2 separate regions of the Homo sapiens genome follow, and region 1 is linked to region 2. Evidence: chromatin loops called from intact Hi-C (ENCODE). Cell type or tissue: heart right ventricle. All regions are shown on one strand. Links, peaks and the distances in the headings refer to the core of each region. The heading gives the core; the rest is flanking DNA. Region 1 has its middle 440 kb from the start of MIR6130. Region 2 has its middle 390 kb from the start of MIR6130.

Region 1 (12,857 bases), core at 2,217-10,216, 49 kb before region 2:
GTTGTTTATTTGAGATTTTTCTCTTTAATTGATGTAGGCATTTGTTGATATGAAATTCCCTCTCAGAATGGCCCTTGCTGTACCCTATAGGTTTTGGTATGTTGTGTTTCTATTCCAATTTGTCTCAATAAATTTTTAAATTTCATTTTTAATTATTTCATTGACACATTGGTCCAAGAGCTTGTAGTTTAATTTCTATGTATTTCAAAATTTTACAAAATAGTGTTTTTGTTTTCTAGTTTTATATCATTGTGGTCAGAAAATACACTTGACATGACTTCAACCTTCTTAAATTTATTAAGACTTGCTTTGTGACCTGTAATTTGACTTTTCCTTAAGAAATTGTTCCATGTGCACTTCAGAGAAACGTGTATTCTGCTGCTATTGGATGAAATGTTCTGTAAATGTTTGTTAAGTCCATTTAATCTAGAGTGCAGTATGCATTCAATGTTTCTTTGTAGATTTTCTCTCTGGATAAATTACAACTGTCATTTTGTTGTTTTCTTGTGGTTTTGTGGATTCTTTCTTCTTTTTCTTTCTTTCTTCTTCCCTTACTCTCTTCCTTTGGAATTAAGTGGCTTTCTTCAGTGGTTTGTTTTGATTTATTGCCTTTTGTTTTCAGTGTATCTATTACAAGTTTTTGCTTTGTGGTTACCGCCATCTTAAAAAAAATCTTATAACATGTAATTTTAAGTGGATAATAGCTTAATTTTGATTGCAAAAAATAAAAGCCATTAGATTTTAACCCCAGTCCAGACCCCTCCCAAACTTTTGAATTTATGGTGTCACAATTTACATTTTTTTGCTGCCTATCCCTTCAAAAGTTACTGTCATTATATTATACTTAATAGTTTTGTCTTTGAAACTTTGCACTAAATATATAAGTGATTAACACATCATTACAGTTTTAAATTAATCTGAATTTGACCTACTTTTACCAGCCAGTATTATACTTTCAAATGTTTTTGTGTTACTCACTAGCATTCTTTTCTTTCAATTTAAATAACTTTCTAGGCACTTTTTTTTGTAAGACATGTTTGGTCATGATGAATTCTCCCAGCTGTTTTTGGGAAAACTGTTCTCACTTCTTCATGTGTGAAGGACAGATTTGCTGAATAAAGTGTTCTTAGTTGGTGGTGTTTTAGTTTCAGCACTTTGAAATATATTATTTCACTTTCTCCTGGCCTGTAAGCTTTCTCCTGAGAAATCTGTGATAGACATATTGGCATTTCCTTCTATGTGGTGTATCTTATATCTTGCTGCTTTTCAGATTTTTTCTTTGTCTTTGATTGTTGGTAGTTTGACTATTAGATACATTAATATACTCCACTTAGTGCTGAATTTGATTGGAAACTCTTTGCTTCTTACAACTGAGTGTTCGCATTTATCCTCAGATGAGGAAACATTTTAGCCATTATTTCTTTAAACATACTTTGTACCTCTTTTTACCTTTCTTCTAATTGTGGAACTCTCATTATGTAAGTTATCCTTTTCCTTTTTAAAATTTTTTTTTGCTCATCTGAATGGATAATTTCAAACATTTTGTCTTCTGGCCCACTCATTCTTTCTTCTACTTGACCAAGTCTGCTGCTGAAGGTTTCTGTTGGCTTTTTTAGTTCAGTCATTGTATCATTTATCTCTAGAATTTCTATCTGAAAAAGGAGACGTTTTATCTGTTGTTACATAAATACAAAAGCTAATAAGAGAAAATTTGAACATTTATATGCCAATAAATTAAATAATCTAGAAGAAATGGATAAGTTCCTGGAAACATACAACCTACCAATATCAAATCATGAAGAAATATTAAATCTGAATCTATCAATAATGAGTAGCAAGATTGAATTTGTAGTGAAAAGTCACCCATCAAAAAAATCCCAAACTTCAAATCTTCACTGATGAATTCTACTGAATATTTAAAGATTAATTAATATCAATTCTACTCAAACTTTTCCAAAAATTATATAGGAGGGAATACTTTCAAACTTAGTATTTGAGGCCAGTATTACTCTAATATTAAAAGCAGACAAGGGCACACACACACACACACACACACACACACACACACACACACAAATCCAGGCCAATATTCCTGGATCCTCAACCAATACTGGTAAACCAACTTAACACAGTAAAAAGATTATTGACTATAATCAAGTTGGCTTCATCCCACTTTATTCAAAATATGCAAATCAATCAACCAAACAGAATCAATAACAAAAACATTATATTATTTCAATAAATGCAGAAAAAGTGATTTTGTAAAAATCAGCATTTCTTTAAGATAAAAACCCTCAATGAATTAGGTATAGAGAGAAGGTATCTCAACACAATAAAGGCTCTATATAACAAGCCCACAGCTAATATTCTACCAAACAAAGTAAAGTTGAAAGCCTTTCTTCTAAGATCTGTAGCAAGACAAGTATCCCACTTCACCACTTCTATTCAACATTGTACTATAAGTCCTAACTAGAGCAACTAGAAAAGAGAAAGAAATAAATGGCATTCAAATTGGAGAGAGAGAAGTTAATTGTCTCTGTTTGCAAATGACATGATCTCATATAGAGAAAACTTTGAAGACTCCACTAAAAACTGTTAGAACTGGTAAACAAATTCAGTAAAGTCATATGATACATAATCCACATACACATATCAGTAGCATATCTGTATACTGACTGTTAATTGTCTAAAAATGAAATCAAGAAAACAATCTCATTTCGAATAGCTGCAAATAAATACTTAATAATAAATTTATCCAAGGAGGTGAAAAATTTATTCACTGAAAATTATAAAACATTTATGAAAGAAATGGAAAAGGAAACAATTATATAGAAAGATGTTCTGCATTCATGGATTAGAAGAATTAATATTTTTCAAATGTCTATGGTACCCAAAATAATTTATAGACTCAATGACATCTCTATTAAAATTCCAATGACATTATCCATGGAAATAAAAAAATGCCTAAAAATATGTTTGGAAATGCAAATTATCCCAAATAGCCAAAGCAATCTAGAGTTAAAAGAACAAAGATGAACATATTGCACTACTTGATATCAAAATATACTACAAAGTTAAAGTAGCCAAACATGGTACTGGCATAAAAACAGACTCCAGGCTCATAGTCCCATTGAACAGAATAGAGAGCCCACATATAAATTTAGGCATGTAAAGTGAACTGATTTTCAACATAGATGTCAAGAACGGGCAATGGAGAAAGGACAATATCTTAAATAAATGGTATTGGAAAAACTAGATATTCATATACAGAAGAAATTAGACCCTTATCTCTGGTCATACACAAAAATCAACTCAAAATGGATTAAATACTGAAATTTAAGACACGGAACAATAGACTTCTAGAAGAAACATAGAGGAAAATATTCATGACATATATTTGGACAAAGGCTTTTTGGATATATCCTCAAAAGCACAGATAACAAAAGTAAAAAGAGACAAATGGGATTATATCAAACTAAAAATCTTCTGTATAACAAAGGAAACAATCAGTAGAGTCAAGAAACAACCTAGAGAATGGGAGAATATATTTGCAAATCATACATCAAAGAAGGGCTAATATACAAAATGTACAAAGAAAAGCTGTACAACAAAGGAAATAAATAACCCTACTTAAAATGGGCAAAGGATACAAATAGGCATTTCTCAAAAGAAGGCATACAAATGACCTACAGATACATGAAAAACTGTTCAACATTTCTAATCATCAAAGCAATGCAAATTAAAACCATAAGATATGACCTCATACCTGTTAGACTGGCTATCATTAAAAAGATGAAAGATAACCAAGGTTGTCAAGGATGTGGAGAAAATGAAACCTTTGTAACCTGTTATTATTTTAAATTAATAAAGCAACTGTGTAAAATAGTTTGGAAAATTCTGAAAAAGATCTAGAAGTAGAATTACCATATAATCCAACAATAATACTACTGGGTATATATCCCCCAAATTGAAATGTTTCCCAAAAAATATATTTGCACTCCCATGTTTATTTAAGCATTATTCACAATAACCAAGATATAGAAACAACCTAAGGGTGAATGAATGAATGAAAAAAATTTTTAAGTGTGATGTGCGTGTGTATGTATATGTATTCGACTATTTTTAAAAGAACAGGAAATTCAGTCATTTGCAGCAACACAGACAAATCTAGAAAACATGTTAAGTGAAATAAGCCAGACATAGAAAGACGAATACTGTATGATCTCACTCATACGTGAAATCTTAAAAAGTTGAACTTATAGAAGCAAGGAATAGAATGGTGGTTATCACTGGCTGTTGGGGAAGGGTGAGAGGAGAAAGAGGAGAAGTTGATCAATTTGTTCAACCTTACAGTTAGATAGAAATAAGGTCTGAGATTCTATTGCACAGTAGAGTGGCTATAGTTAATATTCTATTATGTCTTTCAAGATGCCTGGCAGAGAAGATTTTTAATGTTTTTACCACAAAGGAATAATAAATGTTTGAGGTGATGAAGAATACGCTAATTACCCTGATTTGATCATTGCAAAATGCATACACTTATCAAAACCACATTGTAACCCATAAATGTGTAGAATTATTATTGGTCAAATAAAAATAAAGTAAAACTTTAAAAAAATGAAAGAGAAGTTGGTGGATCAATATTCCAGCAACACTGAGTCTAATTTGCCCATGGCAGTAACTTACTCCTTAAAGTTTGTTTTCTTCCTTTCTAGTCTCATTTCCCCCTATCTTAGTGCATCTTGGGATCACGACGACATAAATTAATTGAACCATAAGCCTTAACTTTGCAGTCTGTTTTTTTGGGGGGGACACAAATTGAGATATATTTGTATTCCCTGAAGGGGATAAAATGATTTAGACTTTCAAAAATTATTTCAATGTATGCTGTAATACTGAATGCAATGTATCTTATAAAGGATTTACATAAGAGTAACCTGTAGAAAAAATAACTCTGAAAATCTATGATGACATTGACAAAAAGTGACCTCAGTATAGTAAAGAAAGTAAACACTAAATCACTAAATCTAATTTCAAACTGATTTAAATTAGTCTGTTATTCTCCTGTACTACTTCTTCTTATTTATTCTCTCTTACTTTTTTTTTTTTTTTTTTTTTGCTTAACAATGAATTATTCAAAATATACGGAGACAAAAAAAGGCTTTAGTGATAAGGGAGTTTTAAGTTTTCCCTTCTTTAACAGAAGGATACGTTAACAGAAGGGACACATGAAATTCAAATAAAATTGTGGTTATATTTGTATACCTATAGGGAAATGTATTCTATGTATAGAATGTATATTCTATGTATAGAATGTATATTCTATGTATAGAATGTATTCTATGTTTGTTGTATTTTATTTGAAGAATTATTTTATAGTCCTCTCTATTTACTTTTTTGTTATTAATGATAACTTTTGCTCCCTTTGAAAATATTTTTATAGTGAACACCTGTGGCTTATATTTTATACGTAGTTTTGGTATTTGTTACAAGGGAAGAATAATCATAGGGAAACTAACTTTCTTGGAGGAACAGCAGAAAGCATCAAGTAAAGTTAGAAAGAAAAGGATTAAGTTTCAGCAAAAGAGACATTTTTGCATAATTTCTAGAAAATAATTCATTTAGAAAGAGGAAGATTTATTAAAAATATGCTGAAAGTCAGCATATGTTACCTTTCTGTATCCAAAGGAAAATAATAAAATCTACGAACACAAAGTGTGATGAAGCAGAACTGAGTCACAGACTTCACTACCTAGAGGCACTGACAAGAGCATGGCTCCTCAGACAAGTGACAACAGAGACAATGGTTTCCAATTATCAGTGGAGCAAGGGTTATTTTTGTTTTTGTTTTAATATCTCCTTTAATATCTCCTCTTGTGAGGTGTTCATGGGAAAAATTATGACAAAGAAAAACGGTAACTTCTTATATCATTTAATTTTCTAGTAATTCTGTATAAATACGAAAATATTTTAGCCAGTTTGCCACACCTGTTCTGACTGATAGAACTGAGAAAGTGGATACATCAATAAGTCAGCTCACTTACTACTTGTGGAGGGATGCCAAATATCAGACAAGCTCACCTGAAAATGAAAATACTGAAAAAAGTGTCCATGACATAGCATTAAAATTGCCAATGCTTGCATTTTCTCTATCATTATTCCTTTTTTGAGTTGTTGTCTCTTATACTTTGTAATATTATGAGTTCTGGGACATAAAAACTTAGCAAGACCTGTAACTCATTTCCTCTCACTTGCAGTGATGCCTGTAAAAAATGAACAACCTCAAACAAATCTTGTAGTAAAAATGTCAGAAAGCAGACCTTATAAACACACAAATGGAGTTTATGGCATGAAGTGGAGAGTTCTTATCTATAAGATGTTTGGGTGCTGAACAGATTTGGTCTTTCTAGTTTGCTTATTGCAATTACTCTTAAAGTTTTGTGATCTATGGGGTTGGGATTACTGGCTTGTTAGAGAAATGGGTCAGTCACATGTGTTCATTATTTAATGAGGTATAAAATAAAAATTTTATTTAACCAAGTGGCTTACGCTATGAAGCAATGCACCATTATACCTTACTCAATACCCATCCACATACTAAATCTGAGATTGAGAAGCATTCTAATGCTATTGAGCAAGGAGCTTCAAAGGACAGGTGCACAGGAGGGCCTCAGATTTCTCCAAGGGAAATGCCTCACCCGTTTGTTTCTTATAACATTAATAAAGTCGACATTGGTTTCAATCATAAGATCCATAATTCATGTGAGTCATATTTGACAATTCAATCTTACATGTTACCATGTTCTAATTTTAGGCAAGATATTTTGTTCTACCATAGAATGAGATACTTGGGACTTCGTAATTCTTGGTCAAAAATAGACAACTGTTAGTCATTTGCTGATGATAAGATTCTTGAGTGCTAAAAACTGCTAAGTACTCTTCTAGGAAAAGTTATAACTTCATGGTATTTAAAATTAAGTGACTAAGTTACATAATAAACATGCAAATGAAGTCGTGTTAAAGAGCAATGAGGGAGTACGAAGTGTTATCCAATCCAAGGAAGGGCTAGCTAGAAAGTAGATGTTCTGCTAAAGTTCTGAATAAATTAAAGAAGTAAACAGTGTTTCTTGTGGGCAACAGAATATTGGGAAAAAATGAAAAAAGAGTTCATCAACTTAGGTGGAAATTAGTTTGTTGTATGTGTTTGAGGAATGAAAAAGAATGCCAGCGTCTTAAACTGGATTCACTCAAAATCAAAACCTGAGATAAAGAAGTACATGCAGTAAGATTATTTTTGAAAATGAGCCATTTGTCAAGAGTGGGAGGCAGAAAAGAGTGAAATAGGCAAGTAGGAAATGCTAATCTAAGCTGTCAGCAAGCTGAACCCTTCTGTAGGAAAATGAGACTTAATCCTAGTGGGGACTCTGAGGGATCATGTAAAATTGATTTCAGAATCTGCCACTAAAGGAACAAAGAAGATGCAATTTAATCTATCAGTACATATAGATTATTGGTCAAGATTCACTAGGGTTAACACTCACATTTTTGGGTTTGTAAATACACAGAATAGCTAAGATTTTTTTACATGAAAGTAGAAGAGAAGTCCCTTGGGCAGATAGCAACAGACATGTGGTAAATCCTAGGCAGACGCTCTGTTTGTGTCTGGTTGCAGCTGTTCTTTGAGGTGATGGCAAGAGCATAAAGGTGAGCTGGAAGATTGGATAGCATGTAAAAAGTTCCTCCTACCCAGCGTCCAATACACTTCACCCTTTGCACTAATCACCTTCAGTCCTTCTGTGTTTAAATTCCAATACATTCTACAGCCTTCAAGATTGTGGCATGCCTCATTCTCTAGGAAATATTTAATAAACAAAGTTAATTGTAATGAGCTTAAGTAAGTGGTTTTTAAGACCGTACTTAATATTTTTCCACTTCAGAATTTTCTCATTTTTATCCAATTCTTCAAAATGTATAGATTTCTGGCAAAATGGGAGTGGAGGGGGGGTGGTTCTAACTCATTTAACTAAAGAGTAGGAGTCTTTAGTTGCCTTATTCTTGTTAAGATTTAGTTTTACAATTGTTCATTTACAGTTATCATTGGGCATGAAACATCCAGGAACACCCTAGGCAATACCTTGATGTACTCCATGCTTCCACCATTGTGTAGGAGCAATCTCAATATCATATGGATACAATTAAGTCCTTTTCTCAGTGGTAGAATTTTCTAGCTTTGGTCTGAAAAGGGGGTATAGATCTCAATTTTTAATATGGCAGCTAAGTTAGACATTTGCTCAGCAGCTTTCAATTTTTTTTCTGGTTAGGGAAATCAATTAACACCTTAATTAGCTCCCATCTGTCTTAACATTAAGCAATATTCTGATCTATTAGTCATTCTTGCAGGTCCTTGTGGGTAAAGGCACCTGGTTGACTTTCTAATCTTGATGCTCATTATGACAGTTACTTTGAAACTATTTCTGATGATAAGTGTTGATCTTCTGGCCTCTTCAATTACAGAATCCAAGCCCAGTGGTCCTAGGGAGCTCAGTTCCATGGCAGTGTCTTCTAATGTCAGCTCTGGCCTAGAGAAGGAGGCACACCTGGGCTTCTCAGAGATGTCAGCGTATATCTTAGCAGTTTATTTTTTACTGTTATTGAAAGAAATACAATAATCTTTGCTTATCTGAAGTTTCACTTTTCACAGTTGTAGTTACTTGTGATCAATCACAGTCTGAGAATATTAAATAGAAAATTCCAGAAATAATTCAGAAGTTTTAAATGGTGCACCATTTTGAGTAGCATGATGAAATCTCATGGTATTTCACTCTGTCCCACCGGGGATGTGAATCATGCCTTTGTCCAGTGTGTCCATGCTGTAGACACTACCCACTCATTAGTGATGAAGTATCCATCTTACTTATCAGATCAAAAAAGCCATAGTATACATAGGGTTCAGTACTATCCATGGTTTCAGGCATCCACTGGAAATCTTTGAACCTACATGAATAAAGGGGGATTACTATATCCTCTGATATTTCCCATGTAACATGCTTCACTGGTAGGGTTTCTAATCTCACATATTGGATTTCTTCCATTTTCCTCATCTACCTGCATCTTCTGAAATTGTTCTGAATATTCTATTTCATCCACCATAGATAATCATTGTTTTTAAAATTTAAAGAGCAATTCTAAGCATTGTCTACAGGTGTCCTTGCCAGGACATTAAACATTGAGTCACAGTGGCATGCCCCTGCGTCAATAATAAGCCATCTATTTTGTAGTCCTGGTCCAAATCTTCACTTCCAGATACATTCCAACATATGCTCCCTAATATTTTTCAATACTTATCAGTCATATCTTTTAGTTATTTGGATGTGCTTGTCTTTTTTCTCCTAGATAAATTACTATATTATCTTGCCTTTGCTCTGTTTCACTTGTCCCTACTTAGAGACTAGGAAACTATGAGAGGAGATAGGGTCAGAAATTGAATAATCTAAGCATCATCCTGCAAGACACCTGAACCAGATGAGGCCTTTACCAGAGCTCTATGTAAGAACAACATTTAATATGGGAAAGGAGCTATTTCTTCCAAACTAGCTATTGAATATGACTGTGGAAATTCAATATTCTCAGGGTTTTCCAGATAATTGCGCACATCCTGGGTCCTTAGGTCTTTCTTTCCGACAAATTCGGGCTCTTCTCTGGCACAGGAGACACATGGGAGTTAAACATTCAGTGTCCATTGTAACTCTGACATCTTTATATTTAAATACTGAGTCTTATTTTCATCAATATCTGCTCTGTTCTGCCAGGATGACTTTACAGTATGCCTTCAGTTGATAATTTAAGCCTGTAATTTTCTTTTCTTTTTTTTTTTTTTTGGCTTCTAAAACTGTAAACTAAGGACAATGAATTGCACAGTCCTTAATATTACTATTGCTCTTATATTGATAATGTGTGTTGTTACTATGCAAACCAACGCTTCATGTTCTCTTTGTACCAAATTCTAATTTATCTCCTGTAAATATCTTAACTATAATGCTACTACATGACAAGAATTACTGCTTCACTTACCACTGGCAATGGGAAGCTTATTGGAGTTTGGAGCAACATTATTCACCAAAACAATAAGGGCCACTGCTGTCACTAATTGTCTTCGTTTGGGTTACCTGGAAAGAAAAAAAAAGATGATAAAAGAATTTGTATGCATCTGGAGCAAGAGCAAGAGGACAGGAAAAGTGGAAGAGTGAGAGACAGAAGAAAGAAAAGTCAATCAAAGGCTGAGTGCCTTTATTCATTATTATAGTTGAGAGTTGAACAGTTAAGGCATAAACCTCTTAGTAATCTTTAAGGAGCAGTGTAAAATAGACCTCTTAGTTGTCTAATAGAATGAGCGTGGTTGAAAAAAAGTTGAACAAGCAGAAAATGAGGTTACAAAGGTAAGCATGGACAAGATCACATGATACCTTGGGCTTTGGATTTTATTTGGGTTTAATGGGAACTCACTGTTGGGGTGATGGCAGAAGAAAAATAACAAGATCTTATTTATATTTCTAAAAGATGCCTGTTGATGCTGTTTGGAGAAGAAAGCGTGGTGTTAGGGAGACTAATAGAAACCTGCATAAGTAGTCCAAACAAAAAAGTGGCTAGTGGTGGCATCAGAGCTAGTCAAGATCTTCTTTTGTTTATGAGACAGAGTCTCACTCTGTCGCCAAGGCCGGAGTGCAATGGCAGGATCTCAGTTCACTGCAACCTCCACCTCCCAGGTTCAAGCGATTCTCCTGCCTCAGTCTCCCTAGTAGCTGGGACTACTAGGGACGAACCACCATGCCTGGCTAATTTTTGTAATTTTTTTAGTAGAGATGGGGTTTCACCATGCTGGCCAGGCTGGTCTTGAACTCCTGACCTCGTGATCCACCTGCCTCGGCCTCCCAAAATGCTGGGATTACAGGTGTGAGCCACTGCACCTGGCCTTTGAAGATCTTCTTAACATGAAATGAATTTTAAAAGTAGGTTCAACATGTGATATGGAAATAAAGACCATGAGGATGACACTGAAGTTTTTGTTTTTGTTTATTTCCCCTTTGGTTAGGTGGGTTATTTTTGGAGTGATTTGCTGGTACAAAGAAGACTGGCAGGCATATGGAATTGCTGAAATTGATGCTTTGCCTTGGACATGTGAAAGATGCTTGTTTGATTGGCATCCAAGTACAAATGTTAGGTGGAAAGCTGGATACAAAAGTAAAGCTTAGGGCCAATTGGGGACTGGCTATATACATTCAGGAGTAATTAATCAATAGATGTTACTTAAAGCCATGGAAACTCACTACGAACATAGTGAGTCATAGGGAGAAAATAATTTCTAAGCATGTAGTGAATAATCCTAATGTTTACTGATTAGACAGAAATTCTAATACTTAGAGACTGAAGAGAATGACAGGAGAAGGAATAGTTAGTAAATTGTATGAAAAACGAGAAGACTCTTATGACCCAGAAAACAAGTGAAGAAACTGGTTAATGAGAGAGGCACCTATCACCTTTGTCAAATATTGTTGAAAGGTACCAAGTTTACTTTAGGAATTTAAAAATGGTGAGATTGAAAAGAATGGTTTCAGTGGTTTGACCTTGATGAATGTTTAATTGCAGAGGTATAGCAAGAATAAGATAATAGTCAATAATGGTGAATATATTTATATATGTATGTATGTGCATATATGTATGTGTCTACATGTATATACAGATAACTTTAAAAGTTTTCTTTAATACACAGGGACAAGTAAATAAGGAATTTGCATAATTTTAAATTTGATTACTATGCATCAAGTTAAATAGTGATAGAACTAATCTAATAAATTATTTAAATATGCCATGGCATGAGAGAACAAATAACTACCAAAGGGAATACACTGATTTGCTAAGTTAGAATGAGGTTCAGTGTAAAACAGAGGACGTGATCTTAGATATAAACACTGGCTATGTATTCACTGTGAGGAAAGGGAAAGAATGGTCGGGCCTATAGATTCCAGTGGATTGGTTCATTTGGTGATGTAGGTGAAGGAATTCACTTTTAAGTTGTACTATATTTTCGGTAAAATAATAATATTAGCTTAAAATAGGGAGTGAAGAAATTTTCTCACTGAACAGTTATGTGAATTGGCTAGGAAATGTAATAGCCTTGCCAAGAAGTCCTGAGCATACACTCCATGCTTGCGGTTATAAATTTAAAGTGAGACAAGTCCATACCATTGTGTGTGCATATGAGTGTGTGTGTGCAAGCAAAGTTAGTTGCTTTCAAATTCACTGATGTAGTTAGAAGGTTATATAGAAATAGATCTTTCTGGGTATGGTTAAACATGGAAGTAAAATTGAAGTTATCTGAGAAAAAGTAATTATATTAACATACCTTGAATTCTAAGTTGGGTAAGGAGGGGAGGATGAAGAGTGGTAAAGGTGATAGAGTTAATAGACTGGAGTTCAAGGTGAAGTCAAAGTTTTTCTTTTTGTTTCAAGTAGGAAGAGTAAGAGAAATAAGTTGAAAGATAGAAATTTTAAATCATAGCCGAGATCCATGAATCTAAATTTCTGAAGATGGTGGAGTAATTGGCAATGATAAACACTAAAGTATGAGAACACTAGACTATGAAGTATGGAAGAAGAAAATTGTATGATTGATGAAGAGCTTAAGGAATTAGAAGGCCCAAGAGGTGCATAAATGGCACATATATGAAGCAGACCTTACATGTCTCATTTTATATTTTCTGTCTGTTTAGTTTCACAGGGAAAAAATGAAATTATTACTTTTTTTTATTGAACCCCCATGATAAATAGCAAAAATGACTACAAATTATTTCATTTATCAA
Region 2 (12,857 bases), core at 2,391-10,390:
AAAAGAGATTCATTTGGATGAAAACGAAAGCACAGGAAATAAACATTCAGCTAGGAAATAAACATCATGGTGGGGTTTTAGATTTGACTAGAATTCATGAAGTCCTTGCCCATGCCTATGTCCTGAATGGTAACGCCTAGGTTTTCTTCTAGGGTTTTTATGGTTTTAGGTCTAACATTTAAGTCTTTAATCCATCTTGAATTGATTTTTGTATAAGGTGTAAGGAAAGGATCCAGTTTCAGCTTTCTACATATGGCTAGCCAGTTTTCCCAGCACCATTTATTAAATAGGGAATCCTTTCCCCATTGCTTGTTTTTCTCAGGTTTGTCAAAGATCAGATAGTTGTAGATATACGGCATTATTTCTGAGGGCTCTGTTCTGTTCCATTGATCTATATCTCTGTTTTGGTATCATACCATGCTGTTTTGGTTACTGTAGCCTTGTAGTATAGTTTGAAGTCAGGTAGTGTGATGCCTCCAGCTTTGTTCTTTTGGCTTAAACCCCAAAAGCAATGGCAACAGAAGCCAAAATTGACAAATGGGATCTCATTAAACTAAAGAGCTTCTGCACAGCAAAAGAAACTACCATCAGAGTGAACAGGCAACCCACAAAATGGGAGAAAATTTTCACAACCTACTCATCTGACAAAGGGCTAATATCCAGAATCTACAATGAACTCAAACAAATTTACAAGAAAAAAACAAACAACCCCATCAAAAAATGGGCAAAGGACATGAACAGACACTTCTCAAAAGAAGACATTTATGCAGCCAAAAAACACATGAAAAAATGCTCACCATCACTGGCCATCAGAGAAATGCAAATCAAAACCACAATGAGATATCATCTCACACCAGTTAGAATGGTGATCATTAAAAAGTCAGGAAACAACAGGTGCTGGAGAGGATGTGGAGAAATAGGAACACTTTTACACTGTTGGTGGGACTGTAAACTAGTTCAACCATTGTGGAAGTCAGTGTGGCAATTCCTCAGGGATCTAGAACTAGAAATACCATTTGACCCAGCCATCCCATTACTGGGTATATACCCAAAGGACTATAAATCATGCTGCTATAAAGACACATGCACATGTATGTTTATTGCGGCACTATTCACAATAGCAAAGACTTGGAACCAACCCAAATGTCCAACAATGATAGACTGAATTAAGAAAATGTGGCACGTATACACCATGGAATACTATGCAGCCATAAAAAATGATGAGTTCATGTCCTTTGTAGGGACATGGATGAAATTGGAAATCATCATTCTCAGTAAACTATCACAAGAACAAAAAACCAAACACTGCATATTCTCACTCATAGGTGGGAATTGAACAATGAGATCACATGGACACAGGAAGGGGAACATCACACTCTGGGGACTGTTGCGGGGTGGCGGGCGGGGAGAGGGATAGCATTGGGAGATATACCTAATGCTAGATGACGAGTTAGTGGGTGCAGCACACCAGCATGGCACATGTATACATATGTAACTAACCTGCACATTGTGCACATGTACCCTAAAACTTAAAGTATAAAAAAAAAAAAAGATTTGACTAGAATTCCCTTTTAAGACAACTTAACAACATAAAACAGGGAGAAGTTTAAAAAATAAAAATACAATAAAGATATATTTGGGTTACTTTTCACTGTTGTATACCATAGAAAATCAGATTTTCTGCTGTCTCAACAATACTTTCAATCGGTTATTGATAACTGAGTAAATAATTGCTGTACAAGACTGTCGATCTCAGGCTGGGCATGGTGGCTTATGGCTGTAATCCAGCACTTTGTTAGGCCAAGGTGGGAGCATCACTGAGGCCAAGAGTTCAAGACCAGCCTGGGCAATATAGCAAGATCCTCTATATTAAAAGATCACAAATCTTTATTTTCTTCAATGCAGACTCTCTACTGCAGACTCTCTACGTAGCCATTTGTACACCACGTATTTCCAGATAATCAGTCTGTCTTCACTCCCATTATCCAATTACTTCCATAGTATACATTTCCAGGGGAGATAGTTTCCTCAACTCATGAGAATTTTGAATTATATCAACTCCTAAGACCATGAGAATCTATTCTCCCACAGTAACTCCTCATAAAGGTATTCTTTTATATCCCCTTTTTCGAGATACCAATGAACGTATCTTCAATTTCGTGTATTTTTTTTCTTTAAATCATTTAGAGCCATTGACTTCAAGCTACCTTTTTTTTCTGCTCTATAAACATTATCAGAATCAAGAAAGTACAACATCCTGGCTATATTCTTATAATTTAAGGAGTACTGGGAAAAACAGAGAGAATAACAAACATTTTTGTCTCAAATAATCCGTACAAAGAAAAGCAAAGTGATGGATCCAATTCAGATACAGAGAAAAAGCTAACCCTTTGAATTAAAAAATTTCCAGTCTCATGTTTTGTTAATAACAAGAGTTACATCAGAAAGTGAAAAGTGAATTTGAGAATAAAATTTGAAAGCACTACACATAAAAATTAGGTACCAGTGAAAACAGTAGTGAACAACTATTGTGATGTACTATTATTTCATCACATTTTTTTTTTTGAGACAGGGTCTCACTCTGTGGCCTAGGCTGGAGTGCAATGGTGTAATCATGGCTCACTGCAGCCTCAACTTCCTAGACTCAAGGTGATTCTCCCAGCTCACTCTCCCAAGTAGCTGGGACCACAAGCACATGCCCACCTAATTTTTTGTATTTTAATAGACACAGGGTTTTGCCATGTTGCCCAGGCTGGTTTTGAACTCCTGGACTCAAGCAATCTGTCCCCCTCGGCCTCCCAAAATGCCAGGATTACAGATAAGAGCCACCACTCCAGGCCTCATCACATTTTTAATTGCGTACACAGTAGTGATACTCCCTCACCCTCAATTCTGTTTTTTTTCATTTTTATAAAATACGCAACTACACACACCAGAGACTATCTTAACAAACACATTTCTGGCCTGTGTTGTCACATAGAGTAAGTGCAATAGTTTGAATGTCATCACCAAAATTCTTGTTGAAATTAATTGTCAATGCAACAGTATTGGGAGGTAGGGCCTTTATGAGGTGATTAATGATTTATGCCATGAACGCATTAATTATCACTAGAGTAGGTCAGTTATTGTGAGATTGGGTTAGTTATAAAAATGTGTTCCATCTGATTTTTTTTCTTTCCATCTCACATGCTCACTTCTGCCTTCTACTCTTCTCCCGTAAGATAACCTTGCCTGATATCATTGCCATCTCTTTAACTTCCAGTCTCTAGAACCATGAGCTGAATAAACTTCTTCTTCATTAAATAAATTACTCAGTCTTTGGTATTCTGTCATAGCAACAGAAAACAAACTAGTATATTAAGAATACCATGAATGGTAGCATAATCTGGATCAATATTATCCAAAGTAAGTAAGGTCAAGTCAGGTTAAAAGTACCATAGGACTGTGGAAATAAACAAAGACCAACCAAATGACAATAAGTAAAGACTATGTATTTGAATCTTGCCGTACAAAGTGAGTCAGCCACAGCCACTTGCATTTTGGTAAAGACTCAACATCAAGCAGAGGAATGGCAAAGCTTCATAGTGGAAACATGAAGGCCTTCCCTGATTGGAGACTATTAGCATGAAAGAGCTGTGAGTGGGGTAATTAGAAGCCAGACATTATTTGTGATTGATTAGGGGTACATAGTTGCCTTTCCCTATCTCTCAAGTTGCTTTGGTCATACATTGAAAATGGGGACAAAAATTTAGAAAATTGTCAAGTCCTGGCCATTTTGGGTACAGAAGTTATGGTTTAGCTTTCTGGACCAGTAACTAGAGATAACAGTAAGACTACAGTTCTGATTTATAGATAGCAGACCATCTTCCTGGGTTGCTTTCTGTAGACAATGGGTTGGTCCCTTGGGCAGATTCCTGCCCAGATTGTGGACCAGAGTTAGTTCTATTTTTAAATATGGTGCCTAGCCATTGTCTGTTTCTATATCCACTCTCCCTAGATATTGACATTAGTGGTTCTGTCTTGTGCTTTCCTGGTTCTATAATGCTTACAATAAAACATTGTGTTTTTAAAGAGAGAGAAAGCTTGTCACTCATTCATTCTGCCAGTATATTTGAGGAAGTATTATTTTCTATACAAAAATCTAGGTTTCTGTTACAAACATTACTAAGAGAGTCAACCTAGCCTCTTGACTAAGTACATGGTTCCAGGTCCAGATTGTCACTCCCTGAGTGATCTTCAAAAATTCATGTAACATCCAGTCCCACAGGTTTTTCATTGAATAAATGGGGTGATCAGTAGCTACTTCACAGTGTTGTCAAGAAGTAAACAAATTAATACCTCAAAGCCTTCAGAATGTTGTACAGCACATTAGAAGTGCTCTTATTATTTAGAAAAGATGGTGTATAGCTTAGAGGAATGGATCCTAGAATGGGAGTAAAGAACTTTTTGCCACAGTAACCATAACTTTGTCCCTCTGAAAAAAAATGACAATGATCACAGGATTGGCTTCATAATAAATATAAAAATCTATAGTTTCTCAGGGGCATACATGTAATACCAGCATTGTGGGAGGCTGAGGCAGGCAGATTCTTGAGCCAAGGAGTTTGAGACAAGCCTGGGCAACATGGCAAAACCTTGTCTCCACAAAAAAGTACAAAAATTGGCCAGGTGTGGTGGTACATGCCCGTAGTCTCACCTATTTGGGATGCTGAGGTGGGAAGATCACTTGAACCTGGGAGGTTGAGGCTTCAGTGAGCTGTAATCACACCACTGTACTCCAGTCTGGGCAACAGAGCTAGACTTTGTCTAAGAATAATAAAAGATAAAATAAAATTTCTCAGGGAGTGTGTGGGAGGGAGGGGAGGGATGAAAAATTACTTATTTTATACAATGTACACCATTCAGATGATGGGTACTCTGAAAGTCCAGACTTTATCACTATACAATTAATCCATTTAAGCAAAAACCAGTTGTACCTCTAAAGCTATTGAAGTAAAAAAAAAAAAGTTTGAAGTTTCTTATAACTATAGCATTTCAAAGTTCTGACTTTGTGTTCATATATCTAACTTTGCTATCAGAAATCTAGACCAAAGAAATGGAATCTTTAGCACAGATAAATAGATGTAGTTATGTATGAATAAATATAAATCTTCTTTGAGATTGAGCATGAACAATTTCTAAGAACAACAGAACAAGTTTTAGATATATTTTCTGGTAATGCTCTTGGGTTGTGTTATTTGGTTTCAATTGCTCTAACCACCATGACTCAGACCAGATGCTCTTAATCCTGTCTGAGATCCCAAACTTAAAAATAAATTTGGCAGCTAAAATTCTCTCTGAGTTTTCAGTAGTTGTTGGCTTTATTTTTTAGTTCAGTAATAAGCCAAAAAGAAAAATGAAGATGTAATAAATCTAGGGAAATTCACCTCTAAAAGGGCACCAACTGAGTACAGGCAGTTTACTGAAAAATTTTAAATTAACAATATACACAATAAATACATAAAAATGGACAAGTATAAGAGTATCTACTATATTTCCAATGAAAGCAGAGCATAACTGCTTCCACTTATAAGTGAGAACATGTGTTGTTTGGTTTTCTGTTCCTGCATTAGTTTGCTGAGGATAATGGCTTCCAGCTTCATCCATGTCCCTGCAAGGGACATGATCTCATTTTTTATGGCTGCATAGTATTCCATAGTGTATATGTACCACATTTTCTTCATCAAGTCTATCATTAATGGATGTTTGGGCTTATTCTGTCTTTGCTATTGTGAGTATTGCTGCAGTGAACACGTGTGCATGTATCTCTGTAATAGAATGATTTACATTCCTTTGGGTATACACTCAGTAATGGGATTGCTGGGTCAAATTGTATTTCTGGTTCTACATCTTTGAGGAATCACCACACCATCTTCCACAATAATTAAACTAATTTACATTCCCACCAAAAGTGTAAAAGCATTCCTATTTTATGCAACGTCACCAGCATCTGTTGTTTCTTGACTTTTTAAAAATTGCCATTCTGACTGGCGTGAGATGGTATCTCATTGCGGTTTTGAATTGTGTTTCTCTAATAATCAGTGATGATTGGCTTTTTTTCGTATGTTTGTTGGCTGAATGAATGTCTTCTTTCAAGAAGTGTCTGTTCATGTCATTTGCCCACTTTTTGATGCACTTGTTTGTTCAGATGGTTGTAGATGTTTGGTCTTATTTCTAAATTCTCTATTCTGTTCCATTGGTCTATGTGTCTGTTTTTGTACAAGTACCATGTTCTTTTGTTTACTGTAGCTTTGTAGTATAGTTTGAAGTCAGGTAGTGTGATGTCTCCCAGTTTGTTCTTTTTGCTTAGGATTATCTTGGCTATATTAACTCTTTTTTGTTCCATAATGATTTTAAAATCGTTTCTTCTATTTCTGTGTAGAATGTCAATGCAATTTAAGGAGACTATAATTGAATCTGTAAATTACTTTGGGCAGTATAGCCATTTTCACAATATTGATTATTCATATCTGTGAACATGGAATGTTTTTCCATTTGTTTGTGTCCTCTCTGATTTCCTTGAGCAGTGGTTTGTAGGTCTACTTAAAGAGATCTTTTACTTCCCTTGTTAGTTGTATTCCTAGGTATTTTATTCTCTTTGTAGACGTTGTGAATGGCAGTCTACATGAATGTTAATTCATGATTTGGATCTCTGCTTCTCTGTTGTTGCTGTATAGGATTGCTTGTGACTTTTGCACATTGATTTTGTATCCTGAGACTTTGCTGAAGTTGCTTATCAACTTCAGAAGCCTTTGTGCTGGGATGATGGGGTTTTCTAGATACAAGATCGTATCATCTGCAAACAAAGACAATTTGACTTCCTCTCTTCCTATTTGAATACTCTTTCTTTCTTTCTCTTGCCTTATTGCCCTGGCTAGAACTTCCAATATGATGTTGAATAGGAGTGGTGAGAGAGGGCATTCTTGTCTTGTGTGAGTTTTCAAGGGGAATACTTCCAGTTTTTGCCCATTCAGTATGATATTGGCTGTGGGTTTGTCATATATGGCTCTTATTATTTTGAGGTATGTTCCTTCAATACCTAGTTTATTGAGAGTTTTTAACATGAAGGGATGTTGAATTTTATTGAAGGCCTTTTCTGCATCTATTGAGAAAATTCTGTGGTTTTTGTCATTGGTTCTGTTTATGTGATGGATTACATTTATTGACTTGCATATATTGAACCAGCCTTGCATCCCAGGGATGAAGCCAACTTGATTGTGGTGGATAAGCTTTTTGATGTGCTGCTGGATTTGGTTTGCCAATATTTTATTGAGGATTTTTGCATTGATGTTCATCAGGGATATTGGCCTGAAATTTTCTTTGTTTGTTATATTTCTGCCAGGCTTTTGTATCAGGATGATGTTGGCCTCATGAAATGAGTTAGGAAGGAGGTCCTCCTTTCTAATTGTTTTGAATAGTTTCAGAAGAAAGGGTATCAGCTCCACTTCATATCTCTGGTAGAATTCAGCTGTAAATCCATCTGGTCCTGGGCTTTCTTTGGTTGGTAGGCTATTTATTACTGTATCAATTTCAGAACTTGTTATTGGTCTATTCAGGGATTCAACTTCTACCTGGTTCAGTCTTGGGAGGGTATATGTGTCCAGGAATTTATCCATTTCTTCCAGATTTTCTCATTTATTTGCATACAGGTGTTTACAGTATTCTCTGATGGTTTTTTATATTTCTTTGGGGTCAGTGATGATGTCCCCTTTATTATTTTTCATTGTGTCTATTTGATTCTTCTCTCTTTTCTTCTTTATTAGTCTAGCTAGCAGTCTATCTATTTTATTAATTTTTTCAAAAGAAAAAAGCTCCTGGATTTATTAATTTTTGAAGGGCTTTTTGTGTCTCTATCTCCTCTAGTTCTGCTCTGAGCCTGGTTACTTCTTGTCTTCTGCTAGGTTTGGAGTTTGTTTGCTCTTGGTTCTCAAGTTCCTTCAGTTTCGATGTTAGGATGTTGACTTGAGATCTTTCTATCTTTTTTTGATGTGGGCATTTAGTGCTATAAATTTCCCCTTAACACTGCTTTAGCTGCGTCCCAGAGATTCTGGTATGTTGTGTGGCATTTTCTTGATTTCTGCCTTAATTTCATTATTGACCTGAGTCATCCAGGAGCAGGTTGTTTAATTTCCATGTAGTTGTGTGGTTTTCAGTGAGCTTTTGAGTTCTAATTTGATTGTATTGTGTCTTAGAGACTGTGTGTTATGATTTCAGTTCTTTTGCATTTGCTGAGAAATTTACTTCCAATTATATGATCAATTTCAGAGTAAATGCCATGTTCTGCTGAGAAGAATGTATATTATGTTGTTTTGTGGTGGAGAATTCTGTAGGTATATATCAGGTCCACTTGATCCAGGGCTGAGTTTAAGTCCTGAATGTATTTGTTAACTTTCTGTCTTGATGATCTGTCTAATATTGACAGTGTGGTGTGTTAAAGTCTCCCACTACTATTGTGTGGAGTCTAAGACTCTTCGTAGGTCTCTATGAACTTGTTTCATGAATCTGGGTGCTCCTGTATTGGGTGCATATATGTTTAGGATAGCTCTCCTGGTTTAATTGACCTCATTACCATTATGTAATGCTCATCTTTGTCTTTTTTGATCTTTGTTGGTTTAAAGCCTGTTTTGTCAGAAACTAGGATTGCAACTCCTATCTTTTTTCTGTTTTCCATTTGTTTGGTAAATTTTCCCCCATCCCTTTATTTTGAGTCTATATGTGTCTTTGCATTTGAGATAGGTCTCTTGAATACAGCACACTGATGGATCTTGACTTTTTATCCAGCTTGCCATCTGCACCTTTTAATTGGGGCATTTAGCTCCTTTACATTAAAAGGTTAATATTGTTATGTGTTAATTTGATTCTGTCATCAGGATGCTAGCTGGTTATTTTGCAAACTTGTTCACATACTTGCTTCATAGCGCTATTGGTCTGTGTACTTCATTGTGTTTTTGCAGTGGCTGATAATGTTATTTTCCTTTCCATATTTAGTGCTTCCTTCAGGAACTCTTGCAAGACAGGCCTGGTGGTGACAAATTCTTTCAAAATTTGCTTGTCTGAAAAAGATCTTATTTCTCCTTCTCTTATGAAGCTCAGTTTGGCCAGATATGAAATTCTAGGTTGGAAATTATTTTATTTATGAATATTGAATATTGGACCCTAATTTCTTCTGGCTTGTAGGGTTTCCTCTGAGAGGTCTGCTGTAAGTCTGATGGGCTTCCCCTTATAGGTGACCTGGCTTTTCTCTCTGGCTGCCCTTAACATATTTTCCTTCATTTCAACCTTGGAGAATCTGACAGTTATGTGTATTGGGGTTGATCTTCTGGTGGAGGATCTTATTGGGGGTTCTCTGGATTTCCTGAATTTGAATGCTGGCCTGTCTTGACAGGTTGGGGAAGTCCTCCTGGATGATATCTTGAAGTGTGTTTTCCAACTTGGTTCTGTTCTCCCCACCTCAATCTTTATTAGAAAAAAATTATGGATACACAACAGATGTATACATTTTTGGAGTACACGTGAACGGTTTATACAAGCTTACAATGTGTAATGATCAAATCTGAGTAATTAGGATATCATTAACTTCAAACATTTATTATTTCTTTTTGTTCGGAACCTCCAAATCATCTCTTCTTGCTATTTTGAAATATATAGTAAATTATTGTGTACTATGGTGGCCTTATTGTGCTATCAAACTTTATATCTTATTCCTTCTATCTAACTGTATTTTTAACCAATTAACCAGCTCCTCTCCATTTTCTTCCCCACACTACCCATTCTGGCCTCTGGTAATGACCATTCTATCCACTACCTCCATGAGATTTTTTTTTTTTTTTTTAGTTCTCACATATGAGCGAGAACATGAGATCCATACTTGGCTTATTTAACTTTACATAATATCTTTCAATATCATCTATGTTGCTTCAGATGATAGACTTTTATCCTTTTATGGCTGAATAATATTTGATTGTATGTATATGCCACGTATTCTTTATCCATTCATCTACTGGTGGACACTTAGGTTGTTACCATATCTTGGCTATTTTGAACAGTGCTATAATAAATATGGGAATGCAGATATCACCTTGTTATACAAATTTTATTTCTGTTTGATGCATACCCAGCAGTGAGCTTGCTGGACCATACAGTAGTTCTCTTTTTAGTTCTTTTGAGAAACCTCTATGTTTTTCATAGTGACTATACTAATTTTCATTTTCACTAACAGCATACAAGTGTTCCCCCTTCTCCACACTCTCACCAGCATTTATTATTATTTGCCTTTTTGATGGTAGCCATTTTAAATGGAGTGATACGATATGTCACTGTAGTTTTGATTTGCATTTTTCTGATGATTAATGATATTGGACAATTTTCAGATATCTGTTGGCCATTTGTGTGTAAACTTTTAAAATGTCTATTTAGATCTTTTGCTCATTTTTAAATTGGACTATCTGTATTTTTGCTATTGAGTTGTTTGAGTTTGTCATGTACTCTGAGTATTAGCCTCTTGTGAGAAAAATAGTTTGCAAACAATTTCTTCCATTCTGTATGTTGTCTCTTCACCTTCTTGTTTGCTTTGCTGTGCAGAAGCTTTTTAGCTTGATGTAATATTGTCAATTTTTGCTTTGCTTGCCTGCACTTTTGAGGTTACGCTCAATAAATCTTCCCCTAATCAATGTCCTAAAGCATTTCTCCTGTGTTTTCTTCTAATAGTTTCACAGCTTCAGATTTTACATTTAAATCTTTAATCTATTTTGATTTAATTTTTATATACGGAGAGAGATAGGGGTCTTGTTTCATTCTTCTGGACATAATTATCCAGTTTTCCTAGGACCACTTATTGAAGAGACTCTTCTTTCCCCAAGATGTGTTCTTAGTGCCTTTGTTGAAAATGTGTTGACTGTAATGCATGGATTTATTTCTGGGCTCTCTACTTTGTTCCATTGGTCACTGTGTCTGTTTTTATGCAACTATTATGTTATTTGGATTACTATAGCTTTGTAGTGTAATTTGAAGTTAGATAGTATGTGATGCCTCCAAGTTTGTTCTTTTTGGTCAGAATTGTGTTAGCTATTCGGAGCCTTTTAAGATTCCATATACATTCCAGGATTTTTTTTTTTCTGTGAAGAATATCATTGTTATGCTGATGGGGATTAGGCATTTTAAATGCATTTTTGACTTAATATTTTCAATTTGTGATGCGTTTATTGGGATATAATTCCATGTTAGTTGAGGAGCGTATTTACATATGTGTGTATGTGTATACACACACATATAATCTCGAGTTATTTCATCAGCCTATATGTCTCTAATCTTACAGCACATATAAATTGTTACAGATATTTTTGTTGTCCTCATGTATTTTATATACCATTCACATGCTTTTACCCATTGTCTTCAGTTAACATCTCATAGAGCACTGATGCTGTCTCTTCATTTTTGTGTGTGTAGAACTCTGTCTTTAGTAAGTAAACATTTTTGACCAGGCACTTAAAGTTTTGATTAAACATATTAATTTATCCATGCTCATTTCTATTTTATAGCACGTTATTAATTTAAAAATTAAGTCAACTGGGCTTTAACACTTAAAGATATCTCAACAGAAGCCAAAGGTACTAAACATCAAAAAACAAGAAATGATTTTTTTTTGTAACATTTTAACTTATATTTTAACTTTCAGTCACAATTGGGAGACTTATGACCTTTTAGGGTTTTCCAAATCATCTAAGAAACAGTGATTTCAAATAAGTTTCATCTGTGATCCTGCCCAGCAGAACGATGTGGGTAATTTAAAAATTACATGCCATGATCAATCTGCCAAGAGTTTCCTCTATTACATTCACTGACATTTCCACAGTGCACAGACACATTTGTAAGAGAACTTTGTACAATGAAATGAATTAGATTAATGGAAGAGAAGAGGAGTCCTAAATCCATATAGGCATATTTTGTTGAAACAATTTCTGCAAGTTCTTTTGACAGAAGGAATTCTTCTTTAAATGTCATACTGAAAACTACAAAAACAGACTTGTCCTGATTCTGAGTATACTCACAAGAGTGTTTCACTCATCCACTCTTAGAAAACATTTAATAATCAATTGTAGTACATTAAATTCTATTTGTATGATATGAAATTTAAGAGAGATATTAGAAAAACATGCCTAATCAAACATTTATTTTATTGGTTTTAACACTACACCAAACACATTTCTATTTTACTAATAAAAATTTTTATTCAAAGACATTTTTCTCAGATACAGGGATATGTAATTATATTACAGAAATAAGTCTGATTGATAGATTCAGAAATGTTTAAATGGAAGAAAACCAATAATCTCTCATGTAACTTGCCTGTGGTATAGAGCTAGTTATGCCAAGACTAGTTATAAGATGGTTTTATAATTTTACATTTTTATTTTATACTATTTCTTATATTTATTTATGAAGGGATAATTCTTCTGCCTTCAGTTTAGTTTAAACCTTGTTTTGCTTATGACATATAATACAGTGTTATCTCTAAATGATTTACTGATTTGTCTTTTTAAAAATATTTCTAACCTTTATATAAGAAACAAAAATAAATATACATGTAAAATGAAGCACTTTGAATCACATTTTTGTCATTAATATTAGAATTATAATAATATTTAATAGTGGTTTATATGAGCTAATATGAATATTCAAAAAATGGACTGACTCATGCTACACACTCACTAATTGCTAGATCTGGACTTATTTTTTTGCTGTTGCTGTTTTATGCTGCTGTTGTTTTATCACTATTTTATTGTTGTAGTCGTTGCTGTAAAACAAAGTAATACATAAAA

What was found. Peaks named below come from ENCODE experiments on the same cell type or tissue, not always from the same donor. Only the 100,000 strongest peaks of a DNase experiment are listed, where the experiment ranks them.
Region 1: it touches region 2 in a loop (7-fold over the local background); 2 of 110 quality-filtered maps call a loop at or near these places.

What each region holds. Positions count from the first base shown.
Region 1 is chr21:22,637,283-22,650,139 of GRCh38, forward strand. No RefSeq gene overlaps it. Among named protein-coding and RNA genes, the nearest start is that of MIR6130, 440 kb to the right of the region's middle. In heart right ventricle, for the core only: no CTCF peak of the experiment used is centred there; no DNase peak of the experiment used is centred there.
Region 2 is chr21:22,686,578-22,699,434 of GRCh38, forward strand. No RefSeq gene overlaps it. Among named protein-coding and RNA genes, the nearest start is that of MIR6130, 390 kb to the right of the region's middle. In heart right ventricle, for the core only: no CTCF peak of the experiment used is centred there; no DNase peak of the experiment used is centred there; H3K27ac peaks cover 824 bases.